2 separate regions of the Homo sapiens genome follow, and region 1 is linked to region 2. Evidence: read pairs that join two places in POLR2A ChIA-PET (ENCODE). Cell type or tissue: A673. All regions are shown on one strand. Links, peaks and the distances in the headings refer to the core of each region. The heading gives the core; the rest is flanking DNA. Region 1 holds the start of MIR3680-2 (microRNA 3680-2). Region 2 has its middle 19 kb from the start of SPN.

Region 1 (15,694 bases), core at 5,178-9,177, 51 kb before region 2:
ACAAAATCCACATGCTCTCCCCTTCACAAAGCCCTTTACTTTTCTCCCATAATAACTTATAGCCTCCTTGAAGACAGTGGTTTTACAAGTCATAAAAATCCTGGCCGTGGCCCAGTGCAGTAGCTTGTGCCTGTAATCCCAGCACTTTGGGAGGCCAAGACAGGCAGATCACTTGAGGTCAGAAGTTCGAGACCAGCCTGGTCGACATGGCGAAACCCCGTCTCTACTAAAAATACAAAAATTACCCAGGAGTAGTGGCACATGCCTGTAATCCCAGCTACTTGGGAGGCTGAGGCAGGAGAATCGCTTGAACCCAGGAGGCCGAGGTTGCAGTAAGCCAAGATTGCACCAGTGCATTTCAGCCTGGGCAATACAGTGAGACCCCATCTCAAAAAAAAAAAAAAATTATGGCCGGGCACGGTGGCTCACGCCTGTAATCCCAGCACTTTGGGAGGCCGAGGCGGGCGGATCACAAGGTCAGGAGATCGAGACCATCCTGGCTAACACGGTGAAACCCCATCTCTACTAAAAATACAAAAAATTAGCCAGGCGTGGTGGCGGGCACCTGCAATCCCAGCTACTCGGGAGGCTGAGGCAGGAGAATGGAGTGAACCCAGGAGGTGGAGCTGGCAGTGAGCCGAGATTGCACCACTGCACTCTAGCCTGGGCAACAGAGCAACACTCCATCTTAAAAAAAAAAAAAAAAAAAATTTATACACACACACACACACACACACACATCTCCCTAGAAGCATCAATATTTACTGAATTAGAGTATTTTATTACCTGTTATAAAAAACAAACAAAAAAACCTTCCATTATACTAATTTATAAAGGAATAAAAACAAAATGGGTTGGGGAGTCCAGGCACGGTGTCTCACTCCTGTAATCCCAGCACTTTGAGAAGCACAAGGTGGGAACTTGAGGTCAGGAGTTCGAGACCAGCCTGGCCAACATGGCGAAACCCGGTCTCTAATAAAAAATTAGCCAGGCCTGGTGACATGCACCTGTAGTCCCAGCTACTCGGGAGGCAGAGGCACGTGAATCACTTGAACCCAGGAGGTGGAGGTTGTACTGAGCCAAGATCGTGCCACTGCACTCCAGCCTGGGAGACAGAGTGAAACTATGTCTTTAAAAAAAAGGCGGGGTGCAGTGGCACACACCTGTAATCCCAGCACTTTGGGAGGCCGAGGCAGGTGGATCACCTAAGGTCAGGAGTTCATGACCAGCCTAACATGGTGAAACCCCGTCTCTACTAAATATAAAAAAATTAGCCGGGTGTGGTGGCACATGCCTGTAATCTGATCTACTTGGGAGGCTGAGACAGGAAAACAGCTTGTACCTGGGAGGCGGAGGATGCAGTGAGCCAAGATTGCACCATTGCGCTCCAGCCTGGACAACAAGAGCAAAACTCCGTCTCAAAAAAAAAAAAAAAAAAAGTTGGGGTGAGGGGAAGGTTCAACTTAAAGATACGATTACTAACTGTTTCATAAGGAATGACTTATTTCATACTGGAGTAGGAGTTTGACACCAGCATGGGCAACATGGGGAGGCCCCATCTCTACAAAAAAATAAAAATAAAAAATTAGCGTGCCAAGCATGGTGGGTCACACCTGTAATCCTTGCACTTTGGGAGGCCAAGGAGGAAGGATCACTTGAGCCTAGGTATTCAAGACCAGTCCAGGCAGCATGGCAAAACCCCGTCTCTACAGAAAACAACAAAAAAAAAGTAGCTGGGGGTGGTGACATGCACCTGTGGTCCCAGCTATTGGGAGGGTGAGGTAGGAGGACTTATTGAGCCTGGAAGATGGAGGCTGCAGTGAGCTGAGATGGTTCCACTGCACTCCAACCTGGGCACTGGAGTGAGACTCTGTTTCAGAAAAAGAGAGAGGAGGCCAGGCATGGTGGTTCATGCCTGGAATCCCAGCACTTTGGGAGGCCAAAGCGGGTGGATCACCTGAGGTCAGCAGTTCAAGACCAGCCTGGCCAACATGGTGAAATCCCATCTCCACTAAAAACAGAAAAATTAGCCGGGCATAGTGGCATGCACCTGTATTCCCAGCTACTTGGAAGGCTGAGACAGGAGAATCACTTGAACCAGGAGGTGGAGGTTGCAAGTGAGCTGAGATTGTGCCACTATACTCCAGCCTGGGCAACAAAGTAAAACTCTGTCTCAAAAAAAAAAAAAAAAAAGAGAGAGAGAGAGAGAGGAAAAATAAATAAATTAGTCAGGTGTGGTGGTATGCACCTGTGGTCCCAGCTACTCAGGAGGCTAAGGCGGGAGGATTCCCAGAGCCCAGGAAGTCAAGGCTGCAGTGAGCAGTGATTGCACCACTGCACTCCAGCCTGGGCAACAGAGCAAGAGCATATCTCAAAAAAGAGGAAAGAAAAGAAAAGAAAAACATAAAAACAAACGTTCCTTTAGTTTTAATTTTTATTTTTTAGTTTATTATGGCCGTTTTACTCTCCCCCAAGTAAAACAGCCATGCACAATTTGCTGAAATTTTCCTTAGTGTACTTTGAAATCTGTGGAACAGAACTGGCAATCGCTAAATTCTATTTGACTCTAGTTCCATTTAATATTAGACTGGTGTGAAAGTAACTGCGGTTTTTGCCAAAACCGCAATTACTTTTGCACCCACCTAATAAGTATAAAATATGTAACTTCACTTAATTTTATCCTTTATGTATTTCCCTATATTATGTACCTATGGACATCAAACTTAGTACAGACTGATAAAAGGCTGAACAGACAACTCTGGTTTCAAAAATCCAGCTTCTCACAACATCAGACATACTAGTATACAGCTTTTCTAATTTCACAACACATTTCCATTTTTTGGTCTTTCACAATAGAGAAGATGTGTATACTTTTGAATACTCTGATCTGTCTACAATCTACCAAAATTGGAAGGTGTTTTTATTATACAGTTTCATCCTTTTAGAAATATACAAAGATCCTAAGTTTGGGCACAGTAAGACACTCAATATAGATCTACTACTAAACAAGTAAGACCAAGTACATAATTAATGTCCTAACACCCCCAGTGGAGAAGTAAAATCTACTTGTTTTCTGTTGACTTGAATGCCTTCTCTTCTTTGTTGAATTAATCAATCTACTTGACTCCAATGTCAAATTAATCAATGTCACTTTAGAATATTAAAATGTACAATTATGAATTACACATTTAAAACACATCATTCTGATCTCTGTCTTGATTGATACTAGAAGATTATCTTCCAAACTAAGGTGGAAAAAATGACAGACTTTAGCTATTGGCAATGATAGGTCATTTTTTTAGGGAAGAGGAGTAAAGAGGGCAACCTCCATAGGTCAGATATCCCTTTGTTCTAAGAAGCCACCACCTCTGTTTCTTCATATGAAAAAAACCAGAGGCATCCAGTGGTTCCCAAAACCTTCTCAACTTTACGCTTGAGGAACCCACAGATTTCAAATAATACAACTGACCTAAGACCACTCATTTGTTTAACCATTCTTTTTTTAATTTTTTATTTTTTTTTTTGAGAAGGAGTCTTGCTCTGTTGCCCAGGCTGGAGTGCAGTGGTGTGATGTCGCTCACTACAACCTCCGCCTCTCAGGTTCAAGTGATTCTCCTGCCTCAGCCTCCCGAGTAACTGGGATTACAGGCATGCACCACCACATCCTGCTAATTTATTTATTTTTTTTTTTTTTTGGAGAGACGGGGGTTTCACCATGTCGGTTGGCTAGGCTGGTCTCGAACTCCTGACCTCAGGTGATCCACCAACCTCAGCCTCCCAAAGTGCTGGGATTACAGGCGTGAGCCACTGCCCCCAGCCTGCTTAACCATTCTTAAATGTCGGGTGCGGTGGCTCACACCTATAATCTCAACACTTTGGGAGGCTGAAGGTGGGCAGATTGCTTGAGTTCAGGGGTTCAAGACCAGCCTGGGCAACGTGGTGAAAACCCCATCTCTATAAAAAATACAAAAATGAGCCGGGCTGTTGGCAAGCGCCTGTAGCCCCAGCTACTTGTGGATGCTGAGGCAGGAGGCTTGAGCCTGGGAGGTCGAGACTGCAGTAAGCCAAGTATCTGTGCCGCTGCACTCCAGCCTGGGTGACCACAGCAAGACCCTGTCTCAAAAAAATTGACAGAAGAGTTGACTGAGAGCACAGTGAATGAAAAGGAAGACTATAAGCCAGTGCCATATAAATGCTTACTGTTGGAGGTATGCTTCTATGGAACACGGGTTTGCTCTCTTGCCATATGACATTCACGTATTCAGCCACCTGGAACACTTCCTGTCTGTATGTGTGAAGTATCATGTGTGGTCAAAATTGACTCAACAGTCATTTTCCACACCAACTGGCAAACTAACACTAAAAGAAATCAACAAGTATTGCTTTTTCAAAAGCCTAAATCGGCTGAGTGCGGTGACTTACACCTGTAATCCCAGCACTTTGGGAGGCCAAAGCAGGCGGATCACCTGAGTCAGGAGTCCAAGAACAGGCCGGCCAACATGGTGGAATCCCGTCTCTACTAAAAATACAAAAATTAGCTGGACGCCTGTAATCCCAGCTACTCAGGAGGCTGAGGCAGGAGAATTTTTCCCTGTAAGCGGGAGGCAGAGGCTGCAGTGAGTCGAGATTACACCACTGCACTCCAGCCTGGGAGACAGAGCAAGACTCCATCTCAGGAAGACAAAAAAAAAAGCCTACATCAAGGAAAACAGAACCAAAACACCAGGGACAAAATGGTACATAAGAGGCAAAAAAAATTTTCACCAAAATTATTCAGATGAACCATAATAAATGTGCCTGCATCTGAAGATGTTCTAAACCTTCATTTAAGCAAGAAGCAAGATCAAGATCCGTTCCGTCAGTTACCTGGAGTCTGTCATCTTTCTGAATAGGGGACAGAATCACCTCAAATTTAACTAATAAAAATTTATGACTTGGCAAACACCCCAGGTATTTTTATTGACTAACAAATCAGCTATGACAATCTTAGCAACAAATCAAGTTATGCTATGGGGTATGTCCACACTTTCCTGTTCCCTCTACAACAGGAGAAAATCAAATCTTTCCAACATCCTAACAAACTGTTACTCCCTGTAACCAAATGTATCACAGTATCGTCTACCAAGGCGTTACATCCTGAAACTTTCCTACAAAAAGCACAGCTTCAAAGAAACCTTGCAAGCTTTCTTGTAAGCTCCTCCCTTCCCACATCGCCCCTCCCCAGAGCCAAGAAATAAAGCACTTGAAAGAAACAACATGGATAATATTTATTAATAGCTTATGTACATATTCCATAACTACATAAGCCATTTGGCTTCATACCTGTCAGCAATGAAGTCAGCTGGCCCTAGCACGTGGCTGCGACTCTTCTCTATTTATTTAGAACTACAAACTACAATTTACACTTTACAAAAGCTGTAGGACTATTTGGGAAGGCACTTTATTCTTCTAAAAGGTTACTAAATTCTCTTAAATACTTATACTGATCACAATACTGAAAAATAATAGAAAATCCATTGTCATTCATTTACCACCTGATTTGTTAGATGCCAGATAATCAAATTTCACACATTTCAATAAAAAGGCAAAACTAAGCATGTCAATCATAGGAAGAAAAATACTTAACTAATTTTATTTAAAGCACTCACAAACTCTTAAGTGGTACAAGACAAGTCAACGCTGTTTATCGAACAATATTTTTTTTTTACGACTAAACATCTCAATTCTAGACTCAGGCACTAATTATTAAAGTCATCTAGTTATATACACCAATTCTCAACAGACACAGTTTTTTTTGGAAAGGCATATTAAACAGACTAAGATGTGTACTACCCATTAGCCAAAGATAATTTTATTGATTTTTCTAATGAGTCTTCAAATGTTACATTCTAACATCTTAGCAAATTATTTCCAAATACTGCTGGAATTACATGTAACTATCAGGAAACAAAAGGGCTTCTCAACAACTTGTGCGTTCTACATTATCTGGCCAGTTTCCGGACAATTATAATACAATTGTGCTCCAAAGTAGGAGAGTTCCATGAATCAATTGCCCCTAAAATATATTTCTGTATATTTAAGGAGTTCTAAGCATTGGGTTAAATTCCAAACAGACTCTGAATACAAGCATTTATTTAGTAAGAGAGGTTAGAATAAATCAATCCTAAATTAGGCACAGCTGCCCTCCCCCCATTGATCAAAAAGACAGGAAATTACATTTATTTAAAAAGTTAATGTTCCTAATATATTCAAATCTAACTAAGCCCCAAAACGGTCTGAGATCAAATCCTCCATAAAAGAGGAAATTCTCTAGACTTCTAAGTGGGTGCCCAAAGAGTTCACTCAAGTGTCCAGGTATGAATTACGATTCACCAGAGTAACCGGCCTTGCACTTAGGGAAAACTTCCATCGCCCAAGACCAGAGTGGGTCGATCCCATCAACAGTCACACAATCTCATCTCATGCTCCACTAATGAATGTTCTGCCTAAAGTCAGAGCAATGCCTTGGCTGGAGTTTTGTTTTGGTTTTTTCAATATTACCACGTGGGGGTCACAGAAAGGGAACAGAGGTTACAAGAGCTCTCACGTGGCGGCTGAAAGACTGGGGAACCGAGAAAGTGAATGAGTAACAGGGAGGGTCCTGGACTCTCAGGATCTCCCAACTCGGGGTCAGGGGGAGGCGGTAAGTGGAATGCCCCCCCACCACCCCCGCCTCTTTCTCACCTCCTGGTCCCGACCCTAGGCCAGTGCCACCGCCGGGAGCCCCGGGTCTCGGCTTCAGCCCCAGGCTGAACATGCAGGGAGGGGAGAGGCACTTAGGCCTCGCCTCCCCGTGGCCTTCCTCCCCCAGCCGGGGCGGAGGAGAACCAGGAAGCCGCGCCCGGCTCCGGTGGGTGGAGGGCCTAGGCCGCGCCTCCCAGCCCCGCGGCCCTAGGCCTCGGCCCGCCCGAGGCGGAGCCCGGGAGGTCGGGGCGGGGTCCCGGGCCGGTCACCCACCTGGGTTGCCAGTCATTCCAGCTCCGCGAATAGTTGGTGCCGCCGCTGCTCAGCCGAGACCCCGGGGCTCTGCGGCTCATTACCTTCCCCGACACGACATGGCCAAGCGCCGCCGCCCAGAGAAGCGCGAGTCGCCGCCCGAACCGGCCGCTGCCGACACCCCGCTCCGGCCCGGGGCTGAGGAGGAAGCCGAGGAGGAGGAAGAGAAGGAGGAGGAGGAGGAGGAGGAGGAGGAGGCGGCGGCGGAGGGCGGGGTAAGAGGACGGCCGTTCCGGGTTCCGCCTGAGCCCGCAACGCAGAATGAGGAGGCGGGAGCGGCGCGGTGAGAGAGAGGCGGATGAAGGGGCGCCGACTTCTCTTCCAGGGCCATGCGCGGCCCACGACGCCGGGGCCCCGGAGGACGAGGACGACGAGGAGCAGGCGGTGGCGGCAGCTCCCCACGCTCACAAGGCCACTGCTTCCCCGCCTCCCGGCTCCGCCCGCCGCGCCGCCACTGTCGCACGGCATGCTGGGAGCGAGAGGCGGGGTCGGCCCCGCCGGGCCTGGGGAGAGAGGCGGGTCCTGTCGGCGGGGCGGGGCCGAGAGAGGCGGGGCCGATAGCAGGCCGCCCCGCCCCCCACGGCCCCAGGCTCTTGGACGGCGAAGAGGTCTGGGCGTAGTAGTGACGAATCCTAAGACAAGGGATCTCCACTACTGCGGCCACACACTTTTCTCCCAAACGCTTCCCGGAAAGCACCGGAGGGCTGGGCAGTCAGGTGTAAACAGGCGTCCAATCAAGGACCTGCAGTGTGGGTGGTGGGGGCTGGTGCCCTGGGGTGCGAGCGCACACAGGCGTGCCCTTGGTTTCACGTGCGCCAGTTTTCCCACTTTCTACGGGGGGGAGTGGAAAGTGAAAATAGTAAGATCGAGAGGTGGATATCCACCTTCCCAACCTCCACCTGAAATGTGCCCATCGAGTCCTAGCACCTTTTACCATTTCTTCCCAATGAAAAAAACTAAACGATGTAAGGGAAGGGAGTACCCACGACCACCAAACCCTGTCCTCTGCAATGTGAAATGTGCTTTGAAGTCCTCTCACCCTGAGGCTTGCCCGCCTTCTGCTGGTGAAAGAAGCTGGGGGCTAGGCGCGGTGGGTCACGCCTGTAATCCCAGCACTTTGGGAGGCCGAGGTGGGCGGATCATCTGAGGTGAGGAGTTCCAGACCAGCCTGGCCAACATGGAGAAACCCCGCCTCTACTAAAAATACAAAAATTAGCCGGGCATGGTGGAGGACGCCTGTAATCCCAGCTACTTGGGAGGCTGAGGCAGGGGAATCGCTTGAACCCAGTAGGCCGGGGTTGCAGTGAGCCGAGATCAGACCATTGCAGTCCAGCCTGGACAACAAGAGTGAAACTCTGTCTCAAAAAAATAAAAGAGAGAGAGAGAAAGCAGGGAGGGAAGAAAAAGGAAGGAAGGAAAGGAGGGAGGGAGGGAAGGAGGGAGGAAGGAAGGAAAGGAGGGAGGAAGGAAGGAAGGAAAGGAGGGAGGAAAGGAAAGGAAAGGAGAAAAGAAAGAGAAGGCCGGGCGCGGTAGATCACGCCTGTAATCCCAGCACTTTGGGAGGCCGAGGCGGGCAGATCTCGAGGTCAGGAGATCGAGACCATCCTGGCTAACACGGTGAAACCCCGTCTCTACTAAAAAATACAAAAAATTAGCTGGGCGTGGTGGCGGGCGCCTGTAGTCCCAGCTACTCCGGAGGCTGAGGCAGGAGAATAGCGTGAACCCGGGAGGCGGAGCTCCCAGTGAGCAGAGATCGCTCCACTGCACTCCAGCCTGGGCGACAGAGCAAGACTCCGTCTCCAAAAAAAAAAAAAAAAAAAAAAAGAGAATCAGCTGGGTAGAGGAGACGTACCTGACCATCTACCCCATGACATGTCCCATGCCCCAGGGAAAAAAATTCCCTAAACCATCTGATGCATAAAGTGAATGCATACACATTTTTTAAAAGGTGGGCCAGGATGCTCCTTAAACAAGTGTCTAAACCTTATCTGCATAAGGAGTCTTAACCTATCATTTTATGTTGCAAAGAAAACGTCTTTATATATCGCTTGTGCAATTAAAAATTGTAACCAAAAGTACTTGAAGATTATGAGGAGTTGACACCTCCACACACATGCATATCCCCTCCACCTTGGGCTCCTTGCTTATGGCCACCAATCCCTCACTAAGGGAGGATCCTGCCAGTTCTAAATGATGGGGACTACAAAAATTACCCGGCGTGGTAGCGCGTGCCTGTGGTCCCAGGAACTCAGGAGGGTGAGGCAGGAGGATGACTTGAGTCCAGCAGGTGGAGGCTGCAGTGACCTATGATCCCACCACTGCACTCCAGCCTGGGCTGCGGAGGGTAGGGAGGGAGGGAGGAGAAGAAAGAGAAAAGGCAGGGCACCATGGATGGCTGACTCCTGTAATCCCAGCACTTTGGGAGGCCGAGGTGGGTGGATCACTTGAGGTCAAGAGACCAGCCTGACAAACATGGTGAAACCCCGTTTCTACAAAAAAATACAAAAATTAGCCAGGCATGGTGGCGCACACCTGTAGTCCCAGCTATTTGGGGAAGCTGAGGCATGAGGATTGCTTGAACCCGGGAGCCAGAGGTTGCAGTGAGCCGAGATCGTGCCACTGAACTCCAGCCTGGGTGACAGAGCAAGACTGTCTCAAAAAAAAAAAAATCATTTAGGTGAAGTGATTCATGCCTGTAATTACAGTGATGGGAGGCTGAGACTGGAAGATCCTTGAGCCTGGGAGTTATAGGCCAGCCTGAGCAACATAGTGAGACCCCCATCTCTACAAAAAAAAATTAAATTTTTTTTTTTCAGACGGAGTTTCACTCTTGTGGCCCAGGCTGGAGTGCAATGGTGTGATCTCAGCTCACTGCAACCTCTGCCTTCCAGGTTCAAGTGAGTCTCCTGCCTCAGCCTCCCAAGTAGCTGAGATTACAGGCACATGCCACCATGCCTGGCTAATTTTGTATAAAAATTTAAAAAATTTTAAAATTAGACAAGTTAGAAATTGCTTGAGCAACTGGACACAATCTCTGGTACTACCTTTCTTTTTCTTTTTTATTTTTTTATTTTATTATTATTATTTCTTGAGAAGGAGTCTCGCTCTGTCGCCCAGGCTAGAGTGCAGTGGCGCAATCTTGGCTCACTGCAAGCTCTGCCTCCCGGGTTCAAGCCATTCTCCCGCCTCAGCCTCCCGAGTAGCTGGGATTACAGGCGCCCGCCACCAAGCCCGGCTAATTTTGTTTTTTGTATTTTTAGTGGAGACAGGGTTTCACCGTGTTAGCCAGGATGGTCTCAATCTCCTGACCTCGTGATCCACCCGCCTCGGCCTCCCAAAGTGATGGGATTACAGGCGTGAGCCACCGCGCCTGGCCCTCTTTTTCTTTATTGGTCAAAATATTATCCAACTAGGCATATGGATGTGGAGGCATGCCTGTGATCCCAATTACTTGGGAGGCTGAGGTGGGAGAATCGCTTGAGCCCACGAGTTTCAGGCTGTGGTGAGCCATAATGGTGCCGCTGCACTCCAGCCTGGGCAACAGGATGAGACCATTTCTTAAGGGGACGGAAAAAATCACTCTGGCTGTGGCAGATTTCCTTAGGATAGATTCCGAGAAGTGGAGTTATTGGGGAAAAGGCTGTTAATGATTTTAAGTCTTTGGATACAGACTGTTAAGTTGCTTTCCAGGAAGTTTCTGCCAATGATAGTCTGATACTTTCTGTGTCCTCACACCACCCTTTGTCAACACTGAGTGTTTTTTGAGGGTTAATTATTTCTATGGGAGAAGTTAAAAAAAAAAAAAAGACAACAAAGAAATTGCTTCAGGTGGGGCATGCTGGCTCACGCCTGTAATCCCAGCACTTTGGGAGGCTGAGATGAGAGAATCACTTAAGCCTAGGAGGTGGAGGTTGCAGTGAGCCTAGATCGTGCCACTACACTCCAGCCTGGGCAACAGAGTGAGACTCCATTTCAATAAAATTAATCAAATGAATCAAACGTGAGCAACTCTCATAACTTCCAACATTTTTTTCTTCTTCCTGTTGGTGGTTCTGCCTCTCTGGCTCCATTAGGATTTCCCTACTCCATTTCAGTCATGGGAACCGAGTTTCTGTTCCTGAAACACACCAAGCCTTTCTGGCCTCTGGATTTTTGTACTTGCTGTTCCCGCCATCTGGAATGCCTTCCCTGCATTTGTTCCCATCAGGGTTGGGACTAGCAAAGTGACAGGGGATGGAGTTGCTGAGGGTGCAAAATTTAAGGAGGCACCTACTCCCAGGGTCATGCAAAAGCCAACTTTGCATTTGCACAATCCTGTGAGTGAGTCCCTCCTTAAATTTGAGGCTGTACTGTAATCCCAGCTACTCAGGAAGCTGGGGCAGGAGAATTGCTTGAACCTGGGAGGCAGAGGTTGCAGTGGGCCGAGATCCTGCCTTTGCACTCCAGCCTGGGCAACAGGGCGAGAATCCGTCTAAAAAAATGAGGCTCTAGACACCACATTTGCCCTACTCTGGCCCCTGCCCTGATTTTCCTGGCCTGTCTCATCTCCAGACAGGTTTGCTTTGACCTCCCTGCCCATAAAAGTTGGCCAGTGCCCTTTCCAGGTACTCTGTCATATACCCTATTTCTTTCCTTGGTAGTACCCAGCACCATCTGCAAGTATTGGGTTTCTTTGCACATTTAGCATCTGTCCAACCCTTAGGATATCAGCTTTGCAAGAGCAAAGGTCACGTCTATCTCAGCCTACCTCCTCCATACTCAGCACACAGCACAGCACCTGACCATAGGAAGCACGCAAGAAATGGGAGGAATGAAATGGAAATTATCTAAAATAAGGATCAAGATTGATACAGAAGTATTCATCTCAGCTTTACTTATTAATAGCAAAACAAAAACAAAACACCTGGATATTATACTAATTCTCAACAATAGGAAACTGATTAGGATGCAGTACATTCAGAGCTGAAATTTTCTGCAGCCATTACAAATTACATTTGTGAAGATTTTTTTTTTTTTTTTTTTTTTTTTTTTTGAGACGGAGTTCTGCTCTTGTTGCCCAGGCTGGAGGGCAATGTCTCGATCTCGGCTCACTGCACCCTCCGCCTCCTGGGTTCAAGCAATTGGTCTGTCATTTTCAGACCCAACAGAAACAGAGGTGCTCCTGCCAGGCCCCCGGGGACTGCCTCCAGGAGTCATTTGTAATGACAGGGTGCGTTCTGCGCACAGTTTCAGAGTCTGTCCAAAGGGCCAATGCTGGGGCTGGGCAGAAACGATCCAAGGCCTGTGAGCTGTGCAGCTTTATAGGCAAATGAAGATCGTTTACCCAGAATTGCCTGCTGGAGACAGCATAGAGGAAGTGGCGGCAACTTCACCAGTTCCAGGAAGCCCAGGCAGCCTGGTCCCCCAGGGTGCACCTGGCACAGCAGTTCGCATGGGGCCAGAGAGCGGCAGCTGACCGCTGCAACTACAGCTGGCCTGACACCGGGCACAGGTACCAGCCCAGCCCAGTCCCGCCCAGCGCAGCCTGCGGCCCCTAGCCGAACCAGCACCTGGCAAACCTGACACCCAGCCTTGGAGCTTGGGCCCCCCTCTGCAGCTGGCTGGGGCTCCTGAGACAGCTTCTTTGTCGGAATCCACTCAGTACACACACGGTCCCAAACTTAGTGGCTGCCCAGTGAACATGGGGCTTAGTAGAACCAGTACCTTCCTCCCTGGCCCCTTCAAGTCTAAATATCCCCTGCTCTGAGTACAAGCCTCCACCTTCTCCACTGATAGACAGCCCCCACCATCTCCACCGACAGACAGCCCCCACCTTCTCCACCGACAGACAGCCCCCGCCATCTTCACCGACAGACAGCCCCCACCATCTCCACCGGCAGACAGCCCCCACCATCTCCACTGACAGACAGCCCCCACCTTCTCCACCGACAGACAGCCCCCACCATCTTCACCGACAGACAGCCCCCACCATCTCCACCAATAGACAGCGCCCACCTTCTCCACTGATAGACAGCCCCCACCATCTCCCGTGTCATCCCCTGGGGGGACTTGTAAAAGCAGTGGTCGGGGAGCGGGATGGAAACCCAGAGCTTCTGATCAGGCAGGTCGGGGGAGAGGGAGACAACACATCTGCACAGAACAAGGTCCCAGGGAGGCCGGCGCTGCTGGTCCAGGGAGCACCCCCCAGCACAGGCGCGTGCTTCCCTGATGGACACGTCACCACCCCTGGGCTCCAGAAAATGAATGTCTGACCCAGTGACCCCTGTCCTCACCCAAGGCCAACCTCACCCCAGAATGGGCTGGAATGCTGAGCCTGCCCATGCCAGCTCCAGATCCACCCACCTCCCCACCATTGCTGGCCACAGAGAGAGGTCAAAGTGGTCCAGAAACCCCAAGGAAAATGAAGCAGTTCCGGGGCAGGGAAGCAAAGGCAGTGTTTCCATTTTTTTTTTTTTTTTTTTTTTTTTTTTTTGAGACAAAGTCTCGCTCTTGTCGCCCAGGCTGGAGTGCAATGGTGCGATCTTGGCTCACTGCAACCTCCACCTCCTGAGTTCAAGCCATTCTCTCACCTCTACCTCCCGAGTAGCTGCAGCCTCTGCCTCCGGGGATCAAGTGATTCTCCTGCCCCCTGCCTCAGCCTCCTGCCTCAGTAGCTGGGATTACCGACACCTGCCACCACGCCCGCCTAATTTTTGTATTTTTAGTAGAGACAAGGGTTCACCATGTTGGCCGGGCTGGTCTCGAACTCCTGACCTCAGGCGATCCGCCAACCTTGGCCTCCCGAAGTGTTGGGATTACAGGCGTGAGCCACCGTGCCTGGCCAGGATGGTCTGCTTATAATGGCTCAATTTTGATGTCCAGTCTCTGCAGAGCACAAGGCCCCCGCTTTGGGCCAGACATACAGATGTCCCTGGGCAAGAACAGAGATGATCCCAAGGCCCTGGCCCCACCTGTCTGCTCAGTGTTGAATCAGGTTTCTGTGAAAACAAATTACTAACAGGCTGGTGTCACATTTTCAAATTCTGTCACCAGCCGTTGAACACATGTCTTTGTACTTTTTTCCATTTTTAACCGGGGCTGAGTTACGCCCAACCACACTGTCCTGGCTGGCACGGGGGAGGAGGTGTCAGCTGCTGTCCAGAATGGGGCTGACACATTCATTTTAAACAGGCCAGGAAGATGCAGATTTGGCAAGCTCTGAAATTTGCCGACACCCCAAGTCAAGGGTAAGCAGGAGAACCGGAAAAGGGCAGCTTCTCATGTAGTCAGGTTCTCCTGATGCAAGCGTCCTGGTGGATTTGGGTTTCCCAAGGGTCCTGACTCCAGGAGACCCCCAGGACCGACAGGAAGGGCCACCCCTCCCTCTGAAACTCTGAAGCCAGGCCACCCAGTGCTGAAATGCTGTGTGAACTCGGGCAAGTTCCTTTGCAGGGACTGAGCCTCCCTTTCATGTCTCCAACAGACTGGAACACTGCCTCCCGTTGCATGGGCGAAATACCTCGCGGACATGTCTTACGGCGCCCCATGAAAGCATCACCATTAATCTGACCAGTCACTGCAGCATGAGTATCTTCAGGGCACAGATGAAGCCATGGGCACCAGTGATAAGGAGTTGCCACTGCTGGCTAAGTGCGGAGCCTCACACATCTGTGGCCCAGAAACCCATACCCCACTCCAAACCCTCTATAGCTCCAACAGTTATGCTAACAAGAAAAAGGAGTGAAAACCCGCTCCAGTCACGGTATTGTGGAGGTGGAAGGACACTTGTGGCAGCCAATCCAACACCTCCATTTTATAGCTGGGGTAAACATAGTTCAGAGAGGTTGTCCCACTTGCTGAAAGTCACACAGCAGTTCCTGGGCGGCAAAGTGAGGACATCCAGGTCTCCTAAATCTCACCCTCGTGCTCTGCCCACTTAACTAGGCTTTTCAATCCTGGCTGTCAAAGAGAAGCACCAAGTCCACTTGGGCTCCTGGCCAGCATCCAGGCCAGTCCAACTCAACAGCAAGCGGAAGCAAATACCACACAATGAACTTGTTGAACAGACTCTGTGCTCAGGCTTAACCAGTGCACAGCCTGTACACCCGACAGGCGGATGCAGCTGTTCCAAACTAAGGCCAGGGCCTCTCCCCAATCCCGATGGGCTCTGCAGGTGCAGTGATGGAAGAATCCCTGGTGACGGGGAGCCCTTAGCTCTGAGCAGGACCTGAAGCCATCTCAGGGCTTGCACCGGTCCAGATGCTGCTGCACAAGTGCTCCAGGGGCTCCTGCCCTGCCCTCCTCACTTGCCCCCTCACCTGTCAGGGATGTTTGATTCCTGGCTGGCCCCTCCCCTACCTGACCCCTGCCAAAGACCTACGCCACCCCAGGCTCCCAGCTCTGAAGCAAACAACCAGAGAAGTCAAGCGCCTGGCTCCGGGCCACACAGCTTGAGGGACTCAGAGCTCCAGGGACAGTGCCCGGGCCCTGCTCAGGCCTTCTGCAGAGGCTCTGGGCTCTTCCAGTTGACTCAGCTCACAGGGCCCCTACACAGTACCAGGTGAAGACACAGCCCCAAGAACCCTCAGGGTCTGAAGCCACACATGTGAGCCGTGGGCAGAATCCTGCATTGGCCTCCAGCAGCTCGAGAGCACAGGGACAAAGCTGGACTGGCCCCGGG
Region 2 (15,694 bases), core at 7,677-11,676:
GGGTCCCAGTGCTGCCACTGGGTGGTGGTGAGGGCCTCATCTCCCTGCAGGCAGAAATCGGTAAAGAAAGTTTCTGAGATGCCTGCCTGTCCTATAAGATTTCCAGACTTTAATTTAAAAAAAAAAGATGTCTTCCAAATATTTTTTAAAAGCAGCTTAAATCCTATCACCAAATAACATTATAAAATAACACAATGAGCAAAGTTTTTGTTTTGTTTTGTTTTGTTTTGTTTTGTTTTAAGACAGAATCTTACTCTATTGCCCAGGCTGGAGTACAATGGCATGATCTCAGCTCACTGCAACCTCCACCTCTGGGTTCTAGTGATTCTCCTGCCCCAGCCTCCTGAGTAGCTGGGATTACAGGCATGTGCCACCAGGCCAAGCCAATTTTTGTATTTTAAGTAGAGACGGGGTTTCACCATGTTGGCCAGGCTGGTCTCAAACTCCTGATCTCAGGTGATCCACTCGCCTCTGCCTCCCAAAGTGCTGGGATGACAGGTGTGAGCCACCGCTCCTGGGTGAGCAAGGTTTTTAAATAAGCAGACCCTGAGCTATAGCATCAGTCCTGATCTCTGGCAGTCCCTGCTTAATCTAGGCCCACCACAGGGCCAGCTTTTATTGGAACACTCCTTCCGTCCTAAGTCACCCTAAACACTCACCTTGGAGTCAGCGCTCTCCACCTGCAGGCCTTGGGGTGCCCCTCTCCATGGCACAGTGCCAGGTGCAGCCTCCCAGGAGCTTCCTTCTCCTGACACGTGGGGCTCAGCCATAAGCATCGCTCACTGAGGCCTCTGGCTCTGCCTCACAGAGTCATGGCTGCCATCCCCAGGTCCAGGTAGTGCTGGGAGTCTGCCTTTTAACGAGCTCCCCAGGGGTTCTGATGTGGGTGGCTTCTCCTGTGTCTAAGCACTTTGTCACTAACAGATTTCCATCAACAGCTGCTACAAATGTGGTACCTATTCCACACGTTTTCATTGAAAGGAGCACAGTGTGCTCCTGGGATGGCTGGGCAAGGCTGGAAGGCGCCAGCAGAACTGGAGCACTGATCACGAATTCGCGGTGGCCCGAGTGCCTCCCGTAGCTGTGGAGGAGCCTCGTGTCACCCGCCTTGCTCATGTCACCTCCCACTGTGGCAAAAGCCAGGAAAACACTGAGCGCATGACAAATGCCTTGGGGAGCTTGACAGTGCTGACTCCTGGTGGTTTCCTGACACCAAAAGTACTTGGGCTGGGCGTGGTGGCTCACACCTGTAGTCCTAGCACTTTGGGAGGCCGAGATGGGCGGATCACTTGAGGTCAGGAGTTAGAGACCAGCCTGGCCAAGGTGGTGAAACCCATCTCTACTAAAAATACAAAAATTAGCTGGGTGTGGTGGCGGGCGCCTGTAATCCCAGCTACTCAGGAGGCTGAGGCAGGAGAATTGCTTGAACCTGGGAGGTGGAGGTTGCAGTGAGCTGAGAACGTGCCACTGCACTCCAGCCTGGGCGACAGAGTGAGACTCAGTCTCAAAAAAAAAAAAAAAAAAAAAAGTACTCATAGTTGGAGGCACCAAGGTGTAAACTGGAAAATGGAAAATGGATTTGGCTTTGGTCCAGTCAGGGGCTAGGCAAGTGCTGGACCAAGCCACAGAGCTGCTCACTGCCCCTCTTCACTCAAAATCTCAGTGTTGGTCTGGAGCAACCTCGGAGTCATATCTAGTTTTAAAATTCTACCATTATGAGCAAGTCTTCTAGTCTCCTTAAATATACACAGATGAATTACATCTCAATTTTTAAAAATACACAGAAAGAGTGCTTCACACAATAAGCACATTAAATCACTTTGTTAGGCCAGGCACAGTGGCTCACGCCTGTAATCCTAACACTTTGGGAGGCCAAGGCAGGTGTATCACTTGAGGTCAGGTGTTCGAAACCAGCCTGGCCAACATGCTAAAACCTCGTCTTTACTAAAAATACAAAAAATTAGCCAGGTGTGTTGGTGGGCGCCTATAATCCCAGCTACTCGGGAGGCTGAGGCAGGAGAATTGCTTGAACCCGGGAGGCAGAACTTGCAGAGAGCCGAGATCATACCACCGCACTCCAGCCTGGGCGACAGAGCAAGACTCCGTCTTGAGAGAAAAAAAGAAAGAGGCCAGGCGCCGTGGCTCACGCTTGTAATCCCAGAACTTTGGGAGGCTGAGGCGGGTGGATCACAAGGTCAGGACATCAAGACCAGCCTGGCCAACATGGTAAAACCCCATCTCTACTAAAAATACAAAAAATTAGCCAGATGTGGTGGCACGTGCCTGTAATCCTAGCTACTCAGGAGGCTGAGGCAGGAGAATTGCTTGAACCTAGGAGGTGGAGGTTGCAGTGAGCCAAGATTGCATCACTACTCTCCAGCCTGGGCAACAGAGTGAGACCCCGTCTCAAAAATAAATAAATAAGGCCGGGCGCAGTGGCTGACACCTGTAATCCCAGCACTTTGGGAGGCCGAGGTGGGCGGATCACCTGAGGTCAGGAGTTCGAGATCAGCCTGGCCAACATGATGAAACCCCGTCTCTACTAAAAATAAAAAATTAGCTGGGTGTGGTGGCATGCACTTGTAGTCCCAGCTACTTGGGAGGCTGAGGCAGGAGAATTGCTTGAACATAGGAAGCGAAGGTTGCACTGAGCCAAGATCGTGCCACTGCACTCCACCCTGGGCAACAGAGTGAGACTCTGTCTCAAAAAATAATAATAATAAATAATAAATAAATAAAATAAAATAAAGTCTACTCTTACTCTTAAAAAAAAAAAAAGAAAAAAGGCCAGGCATGGAGGCTCACGCCTGTAATCCCAGCACTTTGGGAGGCCAGGGCGGGCATATCACGAGGTCAGGAGATCGAGACCATCCTGGCCAACATGGTGAAACCCTGTCTCACCGGGTGCGGTGGCTCACGCCTGTAATCCCAGCACTTTGGGAGGCCGAGGCGGGTGGATCATGAGGTCAGGAGTTCGAGACCAGCCTGGCCAAGATGGTGAAACCCCGTCTCTACTAAAAATACAAAAATTAGCCGGGCGTGGTGGCACACACCTGTAGTCCCAGCTACTTGGGAGGCTGAGGCAGGAGAATCGCTTGAACCTGGGAGGCAGAGGTTGCGGTGAGCCGAGATTGTGCCATTGCACTCCAGTCTGGGTGACAAGAGTGAAACTCCATCTGGAAAAAAAAAAAAAAAAGAAACCCTGTCTCTACTAAAAATACAAAAATTAGCTGGGCATGGTGGCATGTGCCTGTAATCCCAGCTACTCAGGAGGCTGAGGCAGGAGAATCGCTTGAACCAGGGGAGTTGGAGGCTGTGGTGAGCCGAGATCGCGCCACTGCACTCCAGCCTGGCGAAAGAGCGAGACTCCATCTCAAAAAAAAAAAAAAAAAAAAAAAGAGGCCAAGCGCAGTGGCTCAGGCCTGTAATCCCAGCACTTTGGGAGGCCAAGGCGGGTGGATCACGAGGTCAGGAGATTGAGACCATCCTGGCCAACATGGTGAAACCCCGTCTCTACTAAAAATGCCAAAATTAGCTGGGCATGGTGGTACGTGCCTGTAATCCCAGCTACTCGGGAGGCTGAGGCAGGAAAATCGCTTGAACCAGGGAGTCAGAGGTTGCAGTGGGCCAAGATTGCTTCATTGCACTCCATCCTGGCAACAGAGCGAGACTCTGTCTCAAAAAAAAAGGAAATCTTCCTGCCTCAGCTCCTGAGTAGCTGGGATTACAGATGTAAGCTACCACATCTGGCTCCAATTTAAGTATCCACATGTGGCTAGTTGTTATCTATTGGAACACGCAGTTCTGGAGGCTTTAATATAGGGACTCCTTATGGAGAAATGGATATGGTTAAAGGAGGCTACAAGGAATGCTGAAGCCCTAAGAGACTAGCAACTATTGGAGCCTGTTACTGCTTCTAGGACTGATGGGGTAACAGGCAGAAACTGTGTTACCGAAACTCATTAAAACCTGGGGATGTAGAAGGGGCCACCTGACAGGTGCTGCAGATGTGGGTGGGGAGATGAAGCCACTGCCAGAGATGTGAGGCACAGCAGGAAGGGAGCAGAATAGAAATGTCCTGACTGTCCTCCCCCTTGGAGCTCCAGCCAGTCCTCCCTTTAGCTAAACTCAAGTGAAATCCAGGCCGGGTGCGGTGGCTCACCCCTGTAATCCCAGCACTTTGGGAGGTCCAGGCGGGAGTTCGAGACCAGCCTGGCCAACATGGCAAAACCCTGTCTCTATTTAAAAATACAAAAAAATTAGTTGGGCGTGGTGGAGGGCACCTGTAATCCCAGCTATTTGAGAGGCTGAGACAGAAGAATTGCTTGAACCGGGGAGGCGGAGGTTGCAGCGAGCCAAGATCCTGCCACTGCACTCCAGCCTGGGCAACAGATCGTGACTCCATCTCAAAACAAAACAAAACAAAACAAAAAACAGAGGGTGGGGGAGCCTCCAGGGCAGAGGGTAGGGCTGAGAATAGGTCTGGGAGTGAGGGTAGATGATGACCAGCCCAGAGCCACAAACCCCAAAACATCACCTCTGAACCCCAGGGCTCTGAGGAACCCTGTCTGAAACCACTTCCTAGGTGGGACACATCCAACTGAACGGAAACAGAACTGAACAGATACGAGGGTGGGGGGACCCCTGGAGGTCCCTTCTGAGGGATCTTTGCTTAGTTCTGTTCTGTTCCTTTCTTTTTTCTTTTCTTCTTTCCTTTTCCTTTCCTTTTCTTTCTTTCTCTTTCTCTCTCTCTTCCTTTCCTCTTTCCTTTTTTTTTTTTTTTTTTAACCGAGTCTCGCTCTGTCACCCAGGCTGGAGAGTACAGTGGCATGATCTCGGCTCACTGCAACCTCCGCCTACCGGGTTCAAATGATTCTCCTGCCTCAGCCTCCCAAGTAGCTGGGATTACGGGTGCCTGCCACCAAGTCCAGCTAATTTTTGTATTTTTAGTAGAGACAGGATTTTGCCAAGTTGGCAAGGCTGGTCTCGAACTCCTGACCTCAGGTGATCTGCTCACCTTGGCCTCCCAAAGTGCTGGGATTATAGGCATGAGCCACCTCGCCTGGCCTTTACTGAGTTCTTAAAGGCTGAGACAGGAAAAGAAAAATAGTAAACTCTGTGCGTAATTTCACTATTTTCTTGTTTAACTTTATGACTGTCCTGGAGAGGGCAGCATCATTACCTTTAATTTAGAGCTGGGACAGGGACAGTCTGTGACACTTATCTTGATATTGAGGAATGGAGTCAGTCCTCCAATGGAGGGAGGCCGATTGAGGTGTGATACTGAGTGCCCCATCAGTTGTTCAAGGGCTGGGGCAGATCTAATATTGTGTCTGTACTGGCTGATACTTAGGTGGCCAGGGCCCCAGCTTTGGAAACCTGTGATGGCTGCTACCACCTCTGGCTTTGCTAGGCGCACACATCTGCCCAGACTCAATGTATTGCAAACCCATGCAACCTCCAGGCCCACACTGAGAATCAAGAATTGTGGACTCTTGATTCTCCAAATCTTCTCAAAAGCCCAGCTGCTGGCTGGGTACAGTGGCTCACATCTGTAATCCCAGCACTTTGGGAGGACGAGGCGGGCGGATCACTTGAGGTTAGGAGTTCAAGATCAGCATGGCCAATGTGGTGAAACCCCATGTCTACTAAAAATACAAAAATTACCTGGGCATGGTGGCAGGCACCTGTAGTTCCAGCTACTTGGGAGGCTGAGGCAGGAGAATCGCTTGAACCCGGGAGACGGAGGTTGCAGTGAGCCGAGATCGTACCACTGCACTCCAGCCTTGGTGACAGGGCGAGACTCTCTCTCAAGGCTTGAGGGCTGAGTGAACACTCCTTAACTATTTCCAGTTATAGCCACGGGTCGACTTAGATCAACAGAAGTCTGTATGGATTACTCTAATAGAGTGCAAAAAGATCTGAACTAGGACCTCATTGTGAATTCGGATCCTACCCCTTACCAGCTGTGTGACCGTGGGCAAGACACAGAATCTCTGAGCTGTCACTGCCCTCTCTGTAAGTGAAGTGGCACCCACTTCTTATGTCTGTGTTGGTCCTCTTCTCCTAATTGACACTCACTCGTTTTTCGTTGTTTTTTTTTTGAGACGGAGTGTCGCTCTGTCGCCCAGACTGGAGTGCAGTGGCACGATCTTGGCTCACTGCAAGCTCCGCCTCCTGGGTTCATGCAATTCTCCTGCCTCAGCCTCCTGAGTAGCTGGGACTACAGGCGCTCGCCACCACGCCTGGCTAATTTTTCGTATTTTTAGTAGAGACGGGGTTTCACCGTGTTAGCCAGGATGGTCTCGATCTCCCGACCTCGTGATCTGCCCGCCTCAGCCTCCCAAAGTGCTGGGATTACAGGCGTGAGCCATGGCGCCTGGCCACTCTTTTTTTTTTTTTTTTTTTTAACTTTGAGATAGAATCTTGTTCTGTCACCCAGGTTGAAGTGCAGTGGCATAATCCTATCTCACTCCAAACTCAAACTCCTGGGTTACAGCAATCCTCCCACTTCAGCCTCCCAAGTAGCTGGGACCACAGGCACATGCCCCCCTGCCTGGCTAATTTTTAAAATTTTAAGTAGAGATAGGGTCTCACCGTGTTGCCTAGGCTGGTCTCAAACTCCTGGGCTCAAGTGATCCTCCCACCTTGGCCTCCAAAAGTGTTAGGGTTACAGGCATGAGCCATGGTGCCTGGTGACACTCACTCTTGAGTTGAGCTCACACAGACCCCTGGCTTTAAATATCATCCAAATGTTGATGTCCCCCAAGTTTTCATCTTCACTGCAGACCTCTTCTGTGAGCTTCAGAACTGCTCACTTGAAACTTCCCCTTGGGTGTCTGACAGGCAACACAAACTTAACATGTCCCAACATGAACTTTTTTTTTTTGAGACAGAATCTTGCTCTGTTGCCCAGGCTGGAGTGCAGTGGCCTGATCTTGGCTCACTGCAAACTCCGCCTCCCAGGTTCAAGTGATTCTCCTGCCTCAGCCTCCCGAGTAGCTGAGATTACAGGCACGTGCCACCACACCCGGCAAATTTTTTGTATTTTTAGTACAGACAGGGTTTCACCCTGTTGGCCAAGCTGGTTTCAAACTCCTGAGCTCAAGCGATCTGCCTGCCTCTGCCTCCCAAAGTGGTAGGATTACAAGTGTGAGCCACCGTGCCCGGGCCCAAAATGAACTCTTTATCTTCTCCCCCATACCTGCTCCTCCTGCAGCCTTCCCATATCAGAATACAACAATTCTATTCTTACAGTTGGTGTGGCCGAAAACCTTGGTGTTGTCCTCAATCCTCTCTCACACATCCCCAAATCCAATCTGTCAAGAAACCCTGGTGATCACTTGAGCCCAGGAGTTTGAGACCAACCTGGGCAGCATAGCAAGACCCTGTCTCTACAAAAAATACAAAAATCAGCGGCAGGGCGCAGTGGCTTACGCCTGTAATCCCAGCACTTTGGGAGGCTGAGGCAGGCAGATCACAAGGTCAAGAGATCAAGACAATCCTGGCCAACATGGTGAAACCCCGTCTCTACTAAAAATACAAAAATTAGCTGGGCATGGTGGCACGTGCCTGTAGTCTCAGCTACTTGGGAGGCTGAAGCAGGAGAATTGCTTGAACCAGGGAGGCAGAGGTTGCAGTGAGCCAAGATCGTGCCACTACCCTCCAGCCTGGTGACAGAGCAAGACTCTGTATCAAAAAAAAAAAAAAAAAAAAAAAAAAAAGCTGGGCATGATGGCACACACCTGTGGTCCCAGCCACTCAGGAGGCTAAGGTGGGAGGGTCGCTTCAGCCCAGAAGTTGGAGGCCGCAGTGAGCCATAATTGCACCAGTGTACTCCAGTCTGGGCCACAGAATAAAACTCTGTCTCTAGAAAACAGAACAAAACAAAGTTGAAGCTCTCTAAACTCTCCACACTGACTCAGAGTGAAAGTGCTAATAATGACCTAAAGCCGTGCCCTATGGCCCCCTTTCCTCTTGACTTCGCTTTTCATGCACTCTGCTCCAGCCATACTGGCCTCCTTGGGCTTCCCAGAACACGCGAAGCAGGACCCAGGTTAGGGCCTTTGAACTGGCTTTGTTTGTCCGTGGGATTCCCCATGAACATCTCATGGCTGCTCCCTCTCTTCCCTCAAGTCTCCCCTCAGATGTCCCCTTCTCAGAGACATCAGCCTGTAGAAAGGAGCACTTCCTTCCCCCACTTTCCTGCGTGATGTTTCTCCATGATGCCTGCTTCCTACATATGTAGAGTCTGTCTCACTCCGGAGAAGGCTACCTCCAAGAGGACAGGTGACTGGCCCTTGATTTCATTAATTGTCACAATCCTATGCCGGACACATGGTTGGTGTTCAACAAATATTTGCGGAATTAAAGAACAAATTAATAATGTTGTGAGATAAATACTCTGTGCCCATTTTTCTTTACTTTTTAATATATTTTTTAAATCTAGAGAGACAGGGTCTCCCTATGGTCCCCAGGATGGCCTCAAAACTCCTCCTGCCTTGGCCTCCTTGGCTGGGATTACTGGACTACTACTGTGCCACCATGCCTGGCTCTTCTTTTCCTTTTACTATGCCCATTTTAAAGGTGAGGAAAACTGAGACTCAGAAATGTTCCCAAGGGCACACAGTGAGTGGTGGCTGCCTTCAGGTTGGTCTGACTCCAGTGCCCAAGCCTTTCTCAGGAGTGGTGTGTTGCCCATCAGCCATTATATCCATGACATCAACTGGCATAAGATATGTTCTTATATGAAAATTAATTTTAGAAGTGAGTGTCACGAAATATTGACCTTCTCTAAGGAACTAGTTCTTATAGTCAAAAAGGAGGAACTTATGTAAATTTTCCCTTTCAGGGCCAGCCCCAGGAAGTTCAGAGCCTAATGTGGTGTTCATTCTATTAATTTTTTCTTACCCTGGGACTTTTTTCTTTCTTTCATTTATGTTAACCTAATCACCAGCTGCTTCCTGTTCCTTAGGAAATAGCTAAGTCGTACATGACACTTTTGGGGTTCCAGTGTGCCCGGCATGGGTTTTCTTTCATTGGGCAGGCACTAGGTGGGCTTTTCAGCCTGAAGACGCATGTTTCTCATCAGAGTGAGAATGATCTCTGATCATTCTCCTTCTTCCATTTCTTGGGTTCTCTCTTCCTGGCACTCCTATTGGTTAGCTTTTGGGCCTCTTGGATTGCCTGGCTGTGTCTCTGTGGCAAAGACTACTCATTATCCAAAATCCAATGAGCCCTTCTTCCCCAAGAACATGGTGGAACTGCATGTCCCAGCCTCCCTTGCAGTAGGCATGGTCATGTGACTAAGTTTCCACCAATAGAATGTGAGGAGGTGATGTATGTGACTTCTGGTCTTTGGCCTTAGGAAGTAGGCCAGCTTCATACTCTCCATTCCTGCTGGCTGGAGATCCCCACAACAGATTCAAACGTGCAGGTGACAAACGGTGCCCTACCGATGGCAGAAAAGTGATGAGGAAGGGCCCTTGGTCCCTGAGCAATGAGAGAAGCAGAGCTGCCTCCCTAACTACCACCATTTCACTTGAACATGTCTCTTCTTTTGTTTATTTATTTATTTGTTTTTTGCAGACACGTCTCTTCTTTTTTTTTTTTGAGATAGAGTCTCACTCTGTCCCAGGCTGGAGTGCTGTGGCACAATCTCGGCTCACTGCAACCTCTGCCTTCTGGGTTCAAGTGATTCTCCTGCTTCAGCCTCCCAAGTAGCTGGGATTACAGGCATGCGCCACCATGCCTGGCTAATTTTTGTATTTTTAGTAGAGACGGGGTTGGCCAGGATGGTCTCACACTACTGACCTCATGATCCACCCACCTTGGCCTCCCAAAGTGCTGGGATTACAGGTGTGAGCAACTGCGCCCGGCCGACACGTCTCTTCTTTAAGCCGCCACTTATTGGATCTCTATGTTAGAGCGGCAGTCTCATATATTTTCTCTCATATTTTCTTCTCCACCCCTACACCTTCTGGGAGTTCTATTTTCTGGGATAATTAATTAATTAATCAATTTTTGAGATGGGGTCTCACTCTGTCCCAGGCTGGAGTGCAGTGGAGCGATCTTGGCTCACTGCAACCTCTGCCTCCTGGGTTCAAGCTATTCTCCTGCCTCAGCTTCCTGTCTCAAACTCCTGACCTCGTGATCCACCTGCCTTGGCCTCCCAAAGTGCTGGGATTACAGGCGTGAGCCACCGCGCCCAGCTTTATTTATTTTTTAAATTTTTTATTCTTGAGACAGAGTCTCACTCTGTCACCCAGGGTGGAGTGCAGTGGCATAATCTTGGCTCATGGCAACCTCCGCCTCCCGGGTTCAAGCGATTTTCCTGCCTCAGCCTCCCAAGTAGCTGGGATTACAGACGCCTGCCACCACACCTGGCTAATTTTTGTATTTTTAGTAGATGGGGTTTTGCTACGTTGGCCAGGCTGATCTCGAACTCCTGACCTCAGGTGATCCGCCTGCCTTGGTCTCCCAAAGTGCTGGGATTACAGGCATGATCCACCACACCTGGCAGTTTTCTGGGATAATTTATTAACTTTTTATTACAACACTTCCTGTTTGTGTTTGTACAGATGAGGCCTTGCTATATTACCCAGGCTGGTCTTGAACTTCTGGCCTCAAGCCATTCTCCTTGGCCTCCCAAACTGCAGGAATTACAGGAGTGAGCTACTGTGCCCAGCTTCTTTATTCTAATGCTTTTAGTAATTCAGTATCATAGCTTTAATTTCTAAGAATTCAGTCTTTGCTCTATTTATTTATTTATTTGAGATGGAGTCTCACTCTGTCGCCCAGGCTGGAGTGCAGTGGTGTGATCTTGGCTCACTGCAACCTCCTCCTCCTGGGTTCAAGCGATCCTCCTGCCTCAGCTCCCAGAATAGCTGGGACTACAGGTGCCTGCCACCACACCCGGCTAAATTTTTTTTTGTATTTTTAGTAGAGACAGGGTTTCACCTTGTTGGTCAGGCTGGTCTCGAACTCCTGTCCTTAGGTGATCCACCTGCCTCAGCCTCCCAAAGTGCTGGGATTACAGGCGTGAGCCACTGTGCCTGGCCTCTTTCTTTTTTATAACACCCTGTTTTTATTGTAACATAGTGTAGCAATTTTTTTTTTCTTTGAGATGGAGCCTTGCTCTGTCGCCCAGCTGGAGTGCAGTAGTGGATCTCGGTTTAACTGCAACGTCCGCCTCCCGGGCTCAAATGATTCTCCTGCCTCAGCCTCCCGAGTAGCTGGGATTATAGGCACCTGCCACTGTGCCCAGCTAATTTTTGTATTTTTAGTAGAGACAGCGATTCACCATGTTGGCCAGGCTGGTTCGAACCCCTGACCCCAGGTGATCAGCCCACCTCGGCCTCCAAAATGCTGGGATTACAGGTGTGAGCCACTGCACCTGGCCAGCAATATCTTTTTTTTTTTTTTTTTTTTTTTTTTGGGGAAAGAGTCTTGCTCTGTCGCCCAGGCTGGAGTGCAGTGGCGCGATCTCGGCTCACTGCAAGCTCCGCCTCCTGGGTTCATGCCATTCTCCTGCCTCAGCCTCCCGAGTAGCTGGGACTACAGGCGCCCGCCATCACGCCTGGCTAATTTTTTTGTATTTTTAGTAGAGACGGGGTTTCACCATGTTAGCCAGAATGGACTCGATCTTCTGATCTCATGATCCACCTGCCTCTGCCTCCCAAAGTGCTGGGATTACAGGCGTGAGCCACCGTGCCTGGCCCATCTTTTTTTTTTTTTTTAATATGGGGTCTTGCTCTGTCACCCAGGCCAGAGTGCAGTGGCATGAGCACAGCTCACTGCAGCCTCAAATACCCAGGCTCAAGTGATCCTCCCACCTCAGCCTCCAGAGCAGCTGAAATTACAGGCACGTGCTACCACGCCCTGCCCAGCTAATTTTTTTTTGGAAGCAGCACCTTCATTTATTAGGGACTTCGGTGGGGATGGGGAAAGGCGGCCCCCGGGTCAGAGGCGCCGGAAGAAGAGCTTGGAGCCGTGGTCTAACGTGCACTCGCTGGGGCCCAGCTGGCTCCCGCCCAGCTCTTTTTTTTTTTTTTTTTTTTTTTTTTTGAGATGGAGTCTCACTCTGTCGCCCAGACTGGAGTGCAGTGGCGCAATCTTGGCTCACTGCAACCTCTGCCTCCCGGGTTTAAGCGATTCTCCTGCCTCAGCCTCGAGTAGCTGGGATTACAGGCACCCGCCACCACACCTGGATAATTTTTGTGTTTTTAGTAGAGATGAGGTTTCACCATGTTGGCCAGGCTGGTCTCGAACTCCTGACCTCAGGTGATCCACCTGCCTCGGCCTCCCAAAGTGCTGGGATTACAGGCATGAGCTACTGTGCCCAGCCCCGCCCAGCTAATTTTTTAATTTTTTGTAGAGACAGGATCTCACTATGTTGCCAGGGCTGGTTTCAAACTCCTGGTCTCAAGCGATCCTCCCGCTTTGGCCTCCCAAAGTGCTGGGATTACAGGGGTGAGCCTCGTGCCTGGCCTGAAGCAGCATTTTCTCAAATGTCTTTAAAAATACCAGATTTTTTTTTTTCTTTTTCTTTTTTTCTTTTCTTTTCTTTTCTTTTCTTTTCTTTTTTTTTTTAAGACGGAATCTCGCTCTGTCGCCCAGGCGGGAGTGCAATGGCGCGATCTCACTGCAAGCTCACTGCAAGCTCCGCCTCTCGGGTTCATGCCATTCTCCTGCCTCAGCCTCCTGGTAGCTGGGACTACAGGCGCCCGCCACCACGCCCGGCTAATTTTTTTTGTATTTTTAGTAGAGATGGGGTTTCACCATGTTAGCCAGAATGGACTCCATCTCCTAACCTCATGATCCACCTGCCTCTGCCTCCCAAAGTGCTGGGATTACAGGCGTGAGCGATCGCACCCAGCCTCTTTTTCTTTACGTAAATTCTGTTTCCTCCAGGATTACTTTTCTTTTCTTTTTCTTTTTTTTTTAAATTTTTTTGAATGTACTTAGGATGCATTTGGCTACAAATAACTAAACATCCGACTTACAGGAAGCTCACAGAAGGGGGTGGCTGGGATTCAGGGCCCCTTGATCAGGCATTTGCGATGCCTTGGGATCCCATGCTCTTCCTCCCATTCCTCCTCTGCAATCCTGCAATGTTTCCATCCTGGGGCCAGTTCCTCTCAGAGTTACAGGATGTATCCTTAATCATGGCTTGTGGGAGGCAGAAGTTACTGCCCCCGGGTTCTCTTTTAATTAAAAGGAAGAAGCCTTTCTTAGAAGCCTCCCTTCCTTTTATCTTAGTGGCTAGAACTGGGGCATGTACCCTTTCCTAATGCAATCGTGGGCAGAAGGGGAGTGGTTACTTTAGACTGGTCAGACTTTGCTGGAGCTGAAGAAGGAAGGGGTCAGTGCCCAGGATGTGTATGCTGGTGGGCACCTGAACAAACTGGGGTACTTTTAGGAAAGAAGGAGGCAGAATGGATGATGGGGTTGGTTTATCTTGGTGCTTTCCTTTCATGTTGCAGGGTTTCTTTGAATGTTGTTGATATTTCTTCCAGGCGTGACGGCTCATGCCTGTAATCCCAGCAGTTTGGGAGGCCGAGGTGGGTGGAATCTCTTGCGCTCAGGAGTTCCAGACCAGCCTGGGCAATATAGGGAGACCTCTGTCTCTACAAAAATTAGCCAGGCGTAGCGGTGTGCACCTCCCAGTTTTGCTGGGAGGATTACTTGAGCCCAGGAAGTTGAGTTGAGGCTGTAGTGAGCTGTGGTCTCACCACTGTATTCCAGCCTGGGTGACAGAGTAAAACCCTGTCTCAAAAAAAAAAAAAAAAAAAAGGTTGATATTTCTTTCAAGTCCCATCATACTTCAGAGTGAGCCAATAAGAGGCTGACTGGGGCTTTTGGTACCAGAGTAGAGCTTTCCAACTTGAGGGTTGGACTTTCATATCAAGTGTGAGAATAAACTAAAGACCTATTTAGGTGCAAGATTACTTTGGGCACGGTGGCTCACGCCTGTAATCCCAGCACTTTGGGAGGCTGAGGGGTGACGATCACCTGAGGTCAGTAGTTCGAGACCAGCCTGGCCAACATGGCGAGACCCCGTCTCTACTAAAAATACAAAAATTAGCCAGGCATGGTGGCGCCTGCCTGTAATCCCACCTACTAGGGAGGCTGAGGCAGGAGGATCGCTTGAACCTGGGAGGCAGAGTTTGCAGTGAGCCGATATTGCCCCACTGCACCCCAGCCTAGGTGACAGAGTGAGACAAAAAAAAAAAGCAAAGTTCACCTTTTTATTAGGGAGCTTTCTTTGGATGTGACTTGAAAATGTGCTCCTGCAAAATTAAGAGGGTAAATCACAAAAGAGAAGGGTGCAGACTACAGGAAATAGGAGATCCCACCCAAGAGAGAAATAACCACTGGTCCCAAGATGTAGCAGTGTAGCAACAGGGAGTGGGAGGGGAGAAGGAAGGTCACACTGGAGCAAGGAATTAGTGAAGCAATTAGAAACTCTAGGTAAAATTAAAAGAGATGTATTGTAGTAAATTTACTATGATACATTATCGTAGTAAATATCGCTAAAATTTTATATATATATATAAATATATATATTTATATAATATAACTGAACAATAGTTATATAATGCTTTTTTTTTTTTTCTGAGGTGGCATCTTGCTCTGTTGCCCAGGCTGGAGTACAATGGCACGATCTCAGCTCACTGCAACCTCCGCCTCCTGGGTTCAAGCGATCCTCCTGCCTCAGCCCCCCTAGTAGCTGGGATTACAGGCACGCGCCACCATGCCCAGCTAATTTTTTTATTTTTAGTAGAGATGGGGTTTCACCATGTTGGCCAGGCTGGTCTCGAACTCCTGACCTCAGGTGATCCACCCGCCTCGGCCTCCCAAAGTGCTGTTATTACAGACGTGAGCCACCGTGCTAGGCATTTTTTTTTTTTTTTTTTTAGAGACATGGTCTCCCTTTGTCACCCAGGCTGCAGTGCAGTGGTATCATCATAGCTCACTGCAGTCTTGAACTTCTGGGCTCAAGTGATTGTCCCGTCTCAGCCTCCTGAGTAGCTGTAAGTACAGGCATGTGCTACCATGCCTGGCTACTTTTTTTCTTTTTTTCTGTACAGATGGCACCTTGCTATGTTGCCCCAGCTGGTCTTGAACTCCTGACCTCAAGTGATCCTCCTGCCTTGGCCTCTCAAAGTGCTGGGATTACAGACATGAGGCACCACATCCAGCCCCATAATCTTAAAAACAAAGAAAATTAATAGTTTTCCATTTTAGACTCAAACTCTGGACCAGACAGCACTGATCTTGACTATCTGAGGTGATAGAAATAGCCTTTATCTGTGTTATTTGATTTGATAGCTACTAGCCACATGTGGTTTCTGAACACACTTGAAATGTAACTAGCTAGTTGCAACTGAGGGAACTAGGTTTTAAATCTCATTAAATTTTAATTAAGTTAAAGTAGTCTCCTGTGGCCAGTGGCTTCTACATTAGGCAATGCAGCTCTAAGCAAGATGAAAGAGAGAATGCCAATATTATCTACATTTAACAACATAAAAGTAAATGTACAGGTAACAGAAATGAGCAGAAGAGAGATAAAGGAAAGCCACTATCTTCATGTCACAAAGTGATAAGAATTTAGGCCAGAAGCTGTGGCTCATGCCTGTAATCTCAGTACTTTTGGAGGCCGAGGCAAGGAGGATCGCTTGAGCCCAGGAAT

Evidence for each region. ChIA-PET counts read pairs that join two places held together with the same protein. Peaks named below come from ENCODE experiments on the same cell type or tissue, not always from the same donor. Only the 100,000 strongest peaks of a DNase experiment are listed, where the experiment ranks them.
Region 1: POLR2A ChIA-PET joins it to region 2 with 6 read pairs; 5 of 35 experiments call an interaction of 5 or more read pairs at or near these places.

Annotation. Positions count from the first base shown.
Region 1 is chr16:29,587,891-29,603,584 of GRCh38, forward strand. MIR3680-2 (microRNA 3680-2) reads right to left here and starts at 11,375; the gene lies at 11,289-11,375. LOC105371168 (a long non-coding RNA gene) reads left to right here and starts at 9,901. Exons shown (of 2, transcript XR_950984.3): 1 at 9,901-9,932; 2 at 14,498-15,694. It also overlaps the pseudogene SMG1P2. RefSeq lists a silencer at 7,422-7,811. In A673, for the core only: no CTCF peak of the experiment used is centred there; a DNase peak (open chromatin) is centred at 7,471; H3K4me3 peaks cover 1,134 bases; H3K27ac peaks cover 1,312 bases.
Region 2 is chr16:29,636,568-29,652,261 of GRCh38, forward strand. No RefSeq gene overlaps it. Among named protein-coding and RNA genes, the nearest start is that of SPN, 19 kb to the right of the region's middle. RefSeq lists enhancers at 6,758-6,877, 6,998-7,057, 8,014-8,283, 9,181-9,475. In A673, for the core only: no CTCF peak of the experiment used is centred there; a DNase peak (open chromatin) is centred at 9,314.